Linked DNA regions of Homo sapiens: region 1 is linked to region 2. A link is a loop called in an ENCODE intact Hi-C map of the cell type or tissue named here. Cell type or tissue: mucosa of descending colon. All regions are shown on one strand. Each heading gives the region's core, and the rest is flanking DNA. Links, peaks and the distances in the headings are about the cores only. Region 1 overlaps MB21D2 (Mab-21 domain containing 2). Region 2 has its middle 120 kb from the start of MB21D2.

The links. Hi-C counts contacts between places; a loop is a spot of excess contacts. Peaks named below come from ENCODE experiments on the same cell type or tissue, not always from the same donor. Only the 100,000 strongest peaks of a DNase experiment are listed, where the experiment ranks them.
Region 1: a loop joins it to region 2, with 5 times the contacts of the local background. A loop is called at or near these places in 106 of 110 quality-filtered maps.

Annotation. Positions count from the first base shown.
Region 1 is chr3:192,810,425-192,814,824 of GRCh38, reverse strand. All of the region lies in intron 1 of MB21D2 (Mab-21 domain containing 2), which reads left to right. Among named protein-coding and RNA genes, the nearest start is that of FGF12, 85 kb to the right of the region's middle. In mucosa of descending colon, for the core only: a CTCF peak has its summit at 1,901 (motif pointing left); no DNase peak of the experiment used is centred there.
Region 2 is chr3:193,033,352-193,037,751 of GRCh38, reverse strand. No RefSeq gene overlaps it. Among named protein-coding and RNA genes, the nearest start is that of MB21D2, 120 kb to the right of the region's middle. In mucosa of descending colon, for the core only: a CTCF peak has its summit at 2,446; no DNase peak of the experiment used is centred there.

The DNA.
Region 1 (4,400 bases), core at 99-4,098, 220 kb after region 2:
GGCACAATCTCAGCTCACTGCAAGCTCCACCTCCTGGGTTCACGCCATTCTCCTGCCTCAGCCTCCCCAGTAGCTGGGACTAAAGGCGTCCACCACCACGCCTGGGTAATTTTTTGTATTTTTTTTAGTAGAGACAGGGTTTCACCGTGTTAGCCAGGATGGTCTCGATCTCCTGACCTCGTGATCTGCCCACCTTGGCCTCCCAAAGTGCTGGGATTACAGGTGTGAGCCACCGCGCCCGCCCAAGACTTTTTTTAATTGAGCAGGCATGGATTTAAAAACACTGCAGCTTTGTCCTCTTTTAAATGATCTACCCGTGCTTTTAAACTGCAAATTTCTACTTCTGCAGAGGGCTTTGGCTGGTTATTTCAAGTCTGATTTCTTTTGATCCGAACATTTTCAAGCTCAAACAATAGAGTATGTTTTTACCCAGATACTGAAAACAGTTATCAGGTAGGCAATTCTGTCTCAGCAGATTCAGCTCTTTATTAGTCTGTTAGCCTGTCAGTATTTTTTTTTTCATGTCTGTTGTCCTTGGAAAAACTCATTTGATCCCTTAGTCCTTTCTTAAATTACAGGGATGGGTGTAGCTGTACTAATCTGAACTTCTGGATGTATCAAACATTCCAACTTTATACGATGGAAATACTTCTAAGACTTATTAACATATCATTATTTTTCAAACTAGCATGTTTTTAGGATATTACTGATTTGTTATTTGAAAACTAGATTGAGGAAATTAGTATTTGAAATAACATTTACTTATTTAAACGAAGGCAAAAACAATAGAAGCAGGAGGTCATTGTTAATAAGCCATGTGGAAAATTGATTAATAGCTATTAAGCACTTGGTTATTGACACTTAAAGACAAGTTATTTTTCATCAAAGATGTGTGTTTATTTTGCTGGCATAGGTAAGGAAAGAAGGGAATCTTATCAGTAACCCAGGCAGTCTGGCTATAACCATCATAGATTCCTCCCAATAGAGCACACCTTACATTTTGAGCCCTTTCTCCCACCTTACAACAAATTGACAACTTGATGGGAAAAAAAATGATCCCTCTATCTTTCCTTCAAAATAATTGTGTGTGGTCAGATTAGTTTTAGTCTGGTTTAGGCCGGAGAACTAGGTGGATACTTTGTATACTCATCTTGACTAGTTACTTAGGGCTAGGAGCCTCAGCCTCCACATCCCTACAATGAGAATTCTAGAGCTGTTCATCAAGTAATTATAGGGAACAAATGGGAAAATGATTGTGGCCATTCTCTGGAAACTGCAAAGCGTCATACAATATATATATTGTTTATTTAGACTTGATGGAAGATAGGTTAAAACATTTTCTTTTTATTAATCTTCTGAGCTCCTGAAGTCTTCAATGTATTTATTCACTTATAGTCAGAATGAAATAGTCCTGAAGGAAGAGTAGTGTCTCAGCCTCATAACATCAAAGACTGTTTCCTCTGACTTCTTTTTCTTTTATTCCTGGAAACTGAAGCTTTGTTCATTAAAAAAAAAAAAAAAAAATTAACTGCAGTAAGTGCAAGCGGACAACTCTGCCTTGCAAAGAGCTCCTGAATATGCATTGGGAACCCATTGTCAGCCATGTTGCTTGCCAAGACAAAGCATCTTTCAGTCTTGGCTCAACCTAGATGATCCCTTCAGCTTCTAAATTATCAGGAGGATTTTCTCAGGGAAACTAAACAGAAAAGTTACAAGTCACTGGGTGGAACCTCAAAGTAAATAGGCCTGGGACTGATGCTTTTAATGTAGTCTTATCACATTTTAGCCCGTTGATCAGCTTGTTTCCCCAAAGATTTTATTCTAAGATTGTAAGACGTCCAAGCCCAGCTAGAAACTCTTAGTAAATGAGTAGAGTGTGGATGCCATCTCCTGGCAGTTTTTGGGAATGGCTTAGTAAGGAATCCATTTATTTATAGGTTCTCCACGTATGCATCAAGGGAAAAAATACATGGTTTTAATCTTTTTAGAAATTAGGTATTAGACTTTGATCTTAGATCACACTATAGTTATATAGTAACTTTTCTCCTGCTTCCCTGATGAGGTTGTTGACTAAAAATTGGTGCTTTGGAGAATGTCCTAGAGCTAAATTATCCTCAAAGAACAAGAGGAGACGTGTCTGTGTAGTTACAGTATAGTTCATGAACAAGCCCCTAGCTTCTCCTTCATCTCTTCTGAGAATGTGATATGAGTCCCTTGCTTGCAGATATAGAGGATCTGGAGTCTTTCATCATGTCTCACAATGACAGTGTTGTCAGTCGAAGTATATCACCTGACAGTTTCATCCACCATAAAGATAGAGTTTATTTCAGAAAACTTTGTCATTAGGCTCCACCATCTATTTACTGATTCAGCTTACTCTGCTGAACTTCTCTTGTGTTAGGGTGGGAGATACACAAGTCATCAGAGGGACACTGACAGGTAAACACATAATTGATAATTAGTGTAAACACTACACTAAAAAAAGTACAGGCCGGGCATGGTGGCTCACGCCTGTAATCCCAGCAGCTTGGGAGGCCAGTTGGGAGGTCAGGAGTTTGAGACCAGCCTGACCAACATGGTGAAACCCTGTCTCTACTGAAAATACAAAAATTAGCCGGGCGTGGTGGCGCACATCTGTAGTCCCAGCTACTCGGGAGGCTGAGGCAGGAGAATTGCTTGAACCTGGGAGGCAGAGGTTGCAGTGAGCCAAGATTGTGCCACTACCCTCCAGCCTGAGCAACAGAGTGAGACTCCATCTCCAAAAAAATAAAAAAGCAAAAAAAACAAAACACGCACACACACAAAAGAAAGTACGGACAAAGGTGATTGAATGAAGAAACTAAATATATCATTTAGAAGTATTTCTGTACAATTTAGAGGAATAGAGACAGAATAATCCTCAACAGAGGCTGAAAGAGAAACTTTGTTTTGGTCTTTAAATTTGGCTTGAGGCTTTCATGTATAAGTAAGGTCTGTTTGAACAAAGCTCCACTCTGATGGTTGGTTCCTGGAGTGAGTTCTTTTTTTTAATCCACCCTCCCCAACCTTAATCCCCATTGTTCTCTTTGGAATTTAAGAAAGAAATGCCTGTATCTGAAAAATATATGGATTTTCACCTCTCCAAAGCTTTCCAGAGGTCTTAAAATGTCCCTTGGGAAGTGAGGAGAATTGAGATAACAACAAAGCAAGAAATAATCAGGAAGATGCTAGCTGTAAATGCACAGAAAAGCAAGCTTGCTGATCTGTGAAGGCTAATGAACTCTTTTTGAGAATTGTTCTCAGATCTAGTTTTATAAGACTTGTAATGGATCTATAACTGATTGTGGGAAAGAGCAAGTAATCCCTTACCAGTAGCTTAGGCTTCCAGGCTCCTCATGGCCAGTTGTCCATATGAAATGTAATGTCATCAAGAATTATTAACAGACCTGAGCCTGTCTGTCCCTGCTTTACACCCCCCACCCACTACAGTTCCAGAAACAAGAATTACTCTGCTGTGGTAGTTCACTTGGGAGGTGACACAAAGAAACAGGAGTGAGGGAATACAGCAATTGAGACAGATGAGAGAAAAGCCAATAAAGATTCTGTCTATTAATAAGCTATTGAATGGGTTCATCTGAGAGGTTGTATAGAACCCAATGTAGAATCGCCCACAGAGTCTGGGGAAGCTAGGGCATTTATCTACTGATTCTGCCCCAGTGGTTGACAGTCGCCCCAATGGTGTCAGTTCTCTTGCATTAACTCCCCTGCACTTCCTGGCAGTGGCTGGAGAGAGAATGCCCTTAGGCAGAGGGGCAGAGTCACTGGCACTTGAGGAGAGGGGCTGGGAACATCTCGGGGACTGCCTGTCACAGCTGCAAGTGAACCCAGGGATGGGCTGGGGACACAGGGCAGGATATCAACAAAGTCATACGCACATGTGCGTGCGCACACACACACACACACAAGCATACTCATATATTAGGAAAAATGTAAATTCAAGTGAGGTCTGTAATAATAGGAACTATTAATTTTGTTTAGATATGAGAATGGTGGTTATACTTAAAAAGTCTTTAGACAAATGTCTGTGTCTAATTGAGAAAGTGATGTTTATGGGTAAAATGATAGGTTGTCTGGGATTTACCTTAACATATTATGCCAAAAAAATGGGATAAATGAAATAAGAATGGCAAACATAATTGTTGAAGTTAGGTGATGGATACATGGGAATTTATTTTACTATTATATCTACTATTGTATATGTTTGAAAATTTCTAAAGTAAACAGTAAAACAAGTTAGTAAACTCGTCTAAAGTAAGACAGGGTCTTCTTTGACTAGCCAGTGATAGTTTGTAAGTCCTTTAGAGGAGGCTTCTTTATATAAATTGGGATCATTTTAAAGCTAGTTTAGCAAATTCGATAGT
Region 2 (4,400 bases), core at 89-4,088:
CCTATGTAACAAACCTGCACGTTCTGCACATGTACCCCAGAACTTAAAGTATAATAAAAAAATGAAATAAAAAAAACAAGAACAAGGCAGCTTCAGGCATTCTGAGATGCAAAGATTTTCTGGACGTTCTATTAAGTGGGGAAAAAATGTAACAGAATAATATAAAAAGAAATTATTCATTTTTCTAAAAAACAACAAAACCACATACAGTTGATTTTTGAATAATGCAGGAGTTAGGGGCGCTGTCCCCTGCACAGCTGAGAAGCCATGTATAATTTTTGACTCCCTATAAACATAATGACTAATAGTCTACTGGCTAATGGAAGCCTTACTGATAACATAAACAGTTGATTAACACATATCTTGTATGTTATATGAATTATATACTTCATTCTTACAATAAAGTAAGCTAGAGAAAAGAAAATGTTATTAATGAAATTATAAGGAAGGGGAAATAGTTTTATAGTAGGTACTGTATTATAGATACGTATATCTGTTTACAAACCGAATCATCAGTCTGAAATGGTGGGCAACCATAGCCGCAGACCTCAATCTTACCAAGCAATTCGACTTTTTCTTCTAAAGTCTTGACTTTTCTCTGCTCCTTGGAAGCACTACTGACATCACTAGTGGCACTTCATATGGGTCCCTTGGTGTTATTCAACGTTGACTATATCACACGGGAAATACAGGAGAACCACCCCGAAGGATCACTTGTTACTGCAACATGCGATTTGCTGGAGAGAGGAACCACTCGCATGCAGACCCATGTCACTGGGTGTTTTCAGCGGATATTTGCTCTACTCCTCACTACACCGTAACACGAGAGGTCTGCAAAATGATTACAGTAGTGCAGTATGTACTACAGTTAACTTTACGCGGTTATGATTTAATACTGCTTCTTTACTTGTTTACATTTCTCTTGACTGCGGGTGGTGCGATGCATGGTAAGTAAATGTTTATGTGAGTTTTGACAAATTTTAACATTTTATAATAGATTTATACCCATGTCATAGTAGTACATGATAAAATAGACTTATACCTACATATATTTTATGCATTCATAACTTACCTTCATTTATTTATTTATTTATTTATTTATTTATTTATTTCGAGACGGAGTTTCGCTCTTGTCGCCCAGGCTGGAGTGCAGTGGCGCGATCTCGGCTCACTGCAACCTCTGCCTTCCGGGTTCAAGCGATTCTCCTGCCTCAGCCTCCCGAGTAGCTGGGATTACAGGCGTGCGCCACCACGCCTGGCTAATTTTGTATTTTTAGTAGAGACGGGGTTTCTCCATGTTGGTCAGGCTGGTCTCGAACTCCCGACATGCCTTTTTCTTAATGTTTCAATATTTCTAGGCTAAAAGATTCATCTGTGAGTTTTTCAAATTGTCCAAAGTCTCCAAAAAAGTGTACTGTATGTTTATTGAAAACCTTCTGGCCCGGCGCGGTGGCTCACGCCTGTAATCCCAGCACTTTGGGCACTTTGGGAGGCCGAGGCGGGTGGATCACAAGGTCAGGAGATCGAGACCATCCTAGCTAACAAGGTGAAACCCCATATCTACTAAAAATACAAAAAAAAAATTAGCCGGGTGCGCTGGCGGGCGCCTGTAGTCCCAGCTACTGGGGAGGCTGAGGCAGGAGAATGGCGTGAACCCGGGAGGCGGAGCTTGCAGTGAGCCGAGATGGCGCCACTGCACTCCAGCCTGGGCGACAGAGCAAGACTCCGTCTCGAAAAAAAAGAAAAAGAAAAGAACAAAAAGAAAACCTTCTGTGTGCAAGTGGACTATAACAATTCAAACCCATGTTGCTCGAGAGTTAACTGTATTTCTATGTATATGTGTTCAAGTAAATGCTTAGCAAAAAGTAACGTGGTTACTTCAAGGAAAGGGGTTGGGAGAGGGCACAGGAAGGAGGAATTCAGCCTTTTTGTAGTCTTAAGATTTCTTTTAGCAACAATACATTAGTGCATCTTTTTTGAGAGGTATTACCACCAATGAGGAAAATGAGGGAAGAATAGGGGAAGAGGAATTTTGTAGAGCAGGCTTTTGCAAGATGAGGAGGAGGTTTTCAACAGGTTTAGACAGTGGCATACATTCCAGAATGAAGGAAAAGCCAGGAGGAAAAAAATGGCAGCATAAACCTGAAGGAGACAACAGCTTTGCCTTGTGCTTTATAATTTACAAAGCACTATAGCATTTCATGTAAGTAGTGCTGCAGTGTAAATGGTTTAAATCATCCGTTCTGGATTTGAATCCCAGCTCTGCTAGTAGCTAACTAGGAGAGTGACTTTGGACAAGTAACCCAAACTCTCTGAACTTCCATTTTCTCATTTCTAAAGTGGAGCAAATATTGGAACCTAATTTATAGGAATGTCTTAACTATAAACCAAAAAGCAGAGAAAAACCTGAAGCATGGGTGCTCACATAGGACCTTCTTACCTGTACTAACCTACTCTGAAATTCTGGATAATTCTTTTCCACATGAAAACACCATATTCTTCCATTTTCTATCATAAAAATCATCATTATTTTTATCTAAATAATGTTTTTGCCATACTCTTTCCCCGAGATGCCATGTGATAAAATGGTAAGGAACCAAGTATGTTTTGAAGTCTGCACTAGACAAGCACATACATCGCATCAAGCAGGGACATTTCTCTAACGCACAGGGGACTGGTCAAGGAACATCGTTATAAAGAAGCTTTTAACACACAGCATTTTCTTTTTCTCTCTGGTTTGCCATAGATTGTGCTTTTCCTCTCCTAAGAGAAGGAAATGGGGAAAATGATAGATGAAAATTCATAAGGCAAGTCAGCTTCTAAAGAGAAAATCATGCCCAGGAGAGAAGACAGACTTTGTCCCATTGTGTCTGCAGGTGAGACTGAAGTCAGCCACGGTGTTTCATGTTTTAACAAGAACGTGGGCATAAATAACGTCATTACAAAATGTGATTCCATAAACCAGAAAGGTTGTGCCTGTGAGTTTTCGCATGATTAGGCTTTTGGAGAACGAAGAAAGAAAGGGATAGAAATGTAGTCAGAATTTGATTTTTATCATCTCAGAATTACAGGAAAGAAATGGTGAGTCAGTAGAGCATAAGAATTAGTATTTCAATACCCCAAGGGAATGCTTTATGTTTAGAAAAAACCATATAGATTGTATACAATTAAGGAAGTACCTTATATGAATTATGCACATGGGAACTGAATCTTCCAAAATCTAAATGGGAGATTCACTGATCCCTAAGACTAGGGGTTAAATTTTGAGTTAGCATCAGTTTATTTTTGCCATTACTGTTCTTGTATATTCTGCGACATCCACTCCTCAGTTCAGGCAAAAGTTCTGTGTTATCAACAACTCCTTTTTATTTAAAAATCTCTTTAGGGCCTGTGTAGCCTATTACAAATAAATTGATTAATTTTCAAAGATGTTAATTAAAAATATTAAATGAGAGGCTCAGTGAGTTTATTCCTCTGCTTAAAATCTCTCAAATATGTACACATTGACACAAAACTACTTTGCTAAAAATTGTATATCAAGCTGTTATAAAAATATTTGTATTATAAATTTGTTTATGCACTATAGCAACAAAAGACATGTCTGATACACTTAGCCTGTCCTTGCACCCCTGCTCTGAGACATCTTTCCCAGTTCTATTATCCCTGTATTTACAAACCCAAGAGTTTCTTCAAGAGTCTCAAGTATCTAGCTGGCATGGTGGCTCACGCCTGTGATCCCAGCACTTTGGGAGGCCGAGGCAGGAGGATCACTTGTGCCCGGGAGGTCGAGACCAGCCTGGGCAACATGGTGAAACCTCATCTCTACTCAAAATACAGAAATTAGCCAGGCATAGTGGTGCACACCTGTAGTCCCAGCTACTCGAGGCTAAGGCAGGAGAATCACTTGAACCCGGGAGGTGGTGGGGTGTAGTGAACCAAGATCGTGCCACTTCCCTCCAGCCTGGGCAACAGAGCAAGACTCTGTCTCACAAAAAAGAGTCTCAGGTTTCTCAGCGTTACTAGATTCCAAGGGAGGCTGGAGAACTCTTTTAGCCTGTGTCTCCTTAGCATCCTTGACTTCTGGCTTTACTTGTCACAAGGCCCTCTGCACTGCAGGGCCAAAGCATAAAAGCTCCTAGAGCAATGGTTACATTATACATGACACTTAGTGACTAATAGGTCCCACTGTCATCATCAAAAGCATTTTTGAACCTCTCTTGCCAGAGGAGGTGTATAATACAGAATGTTTGCTCTATTGGTCTGTGTTTCAGTGGCTGACCTCGGAAATTTTTCTGGATCAGTAGCGTCCCTAAAAGAATTGTAAGTTCATAGTTTGACTAGGTCTGGGTATCACCAAGTTGACCTGTGTGATCAATCCTAAATCAAGCTATATCGTGAAG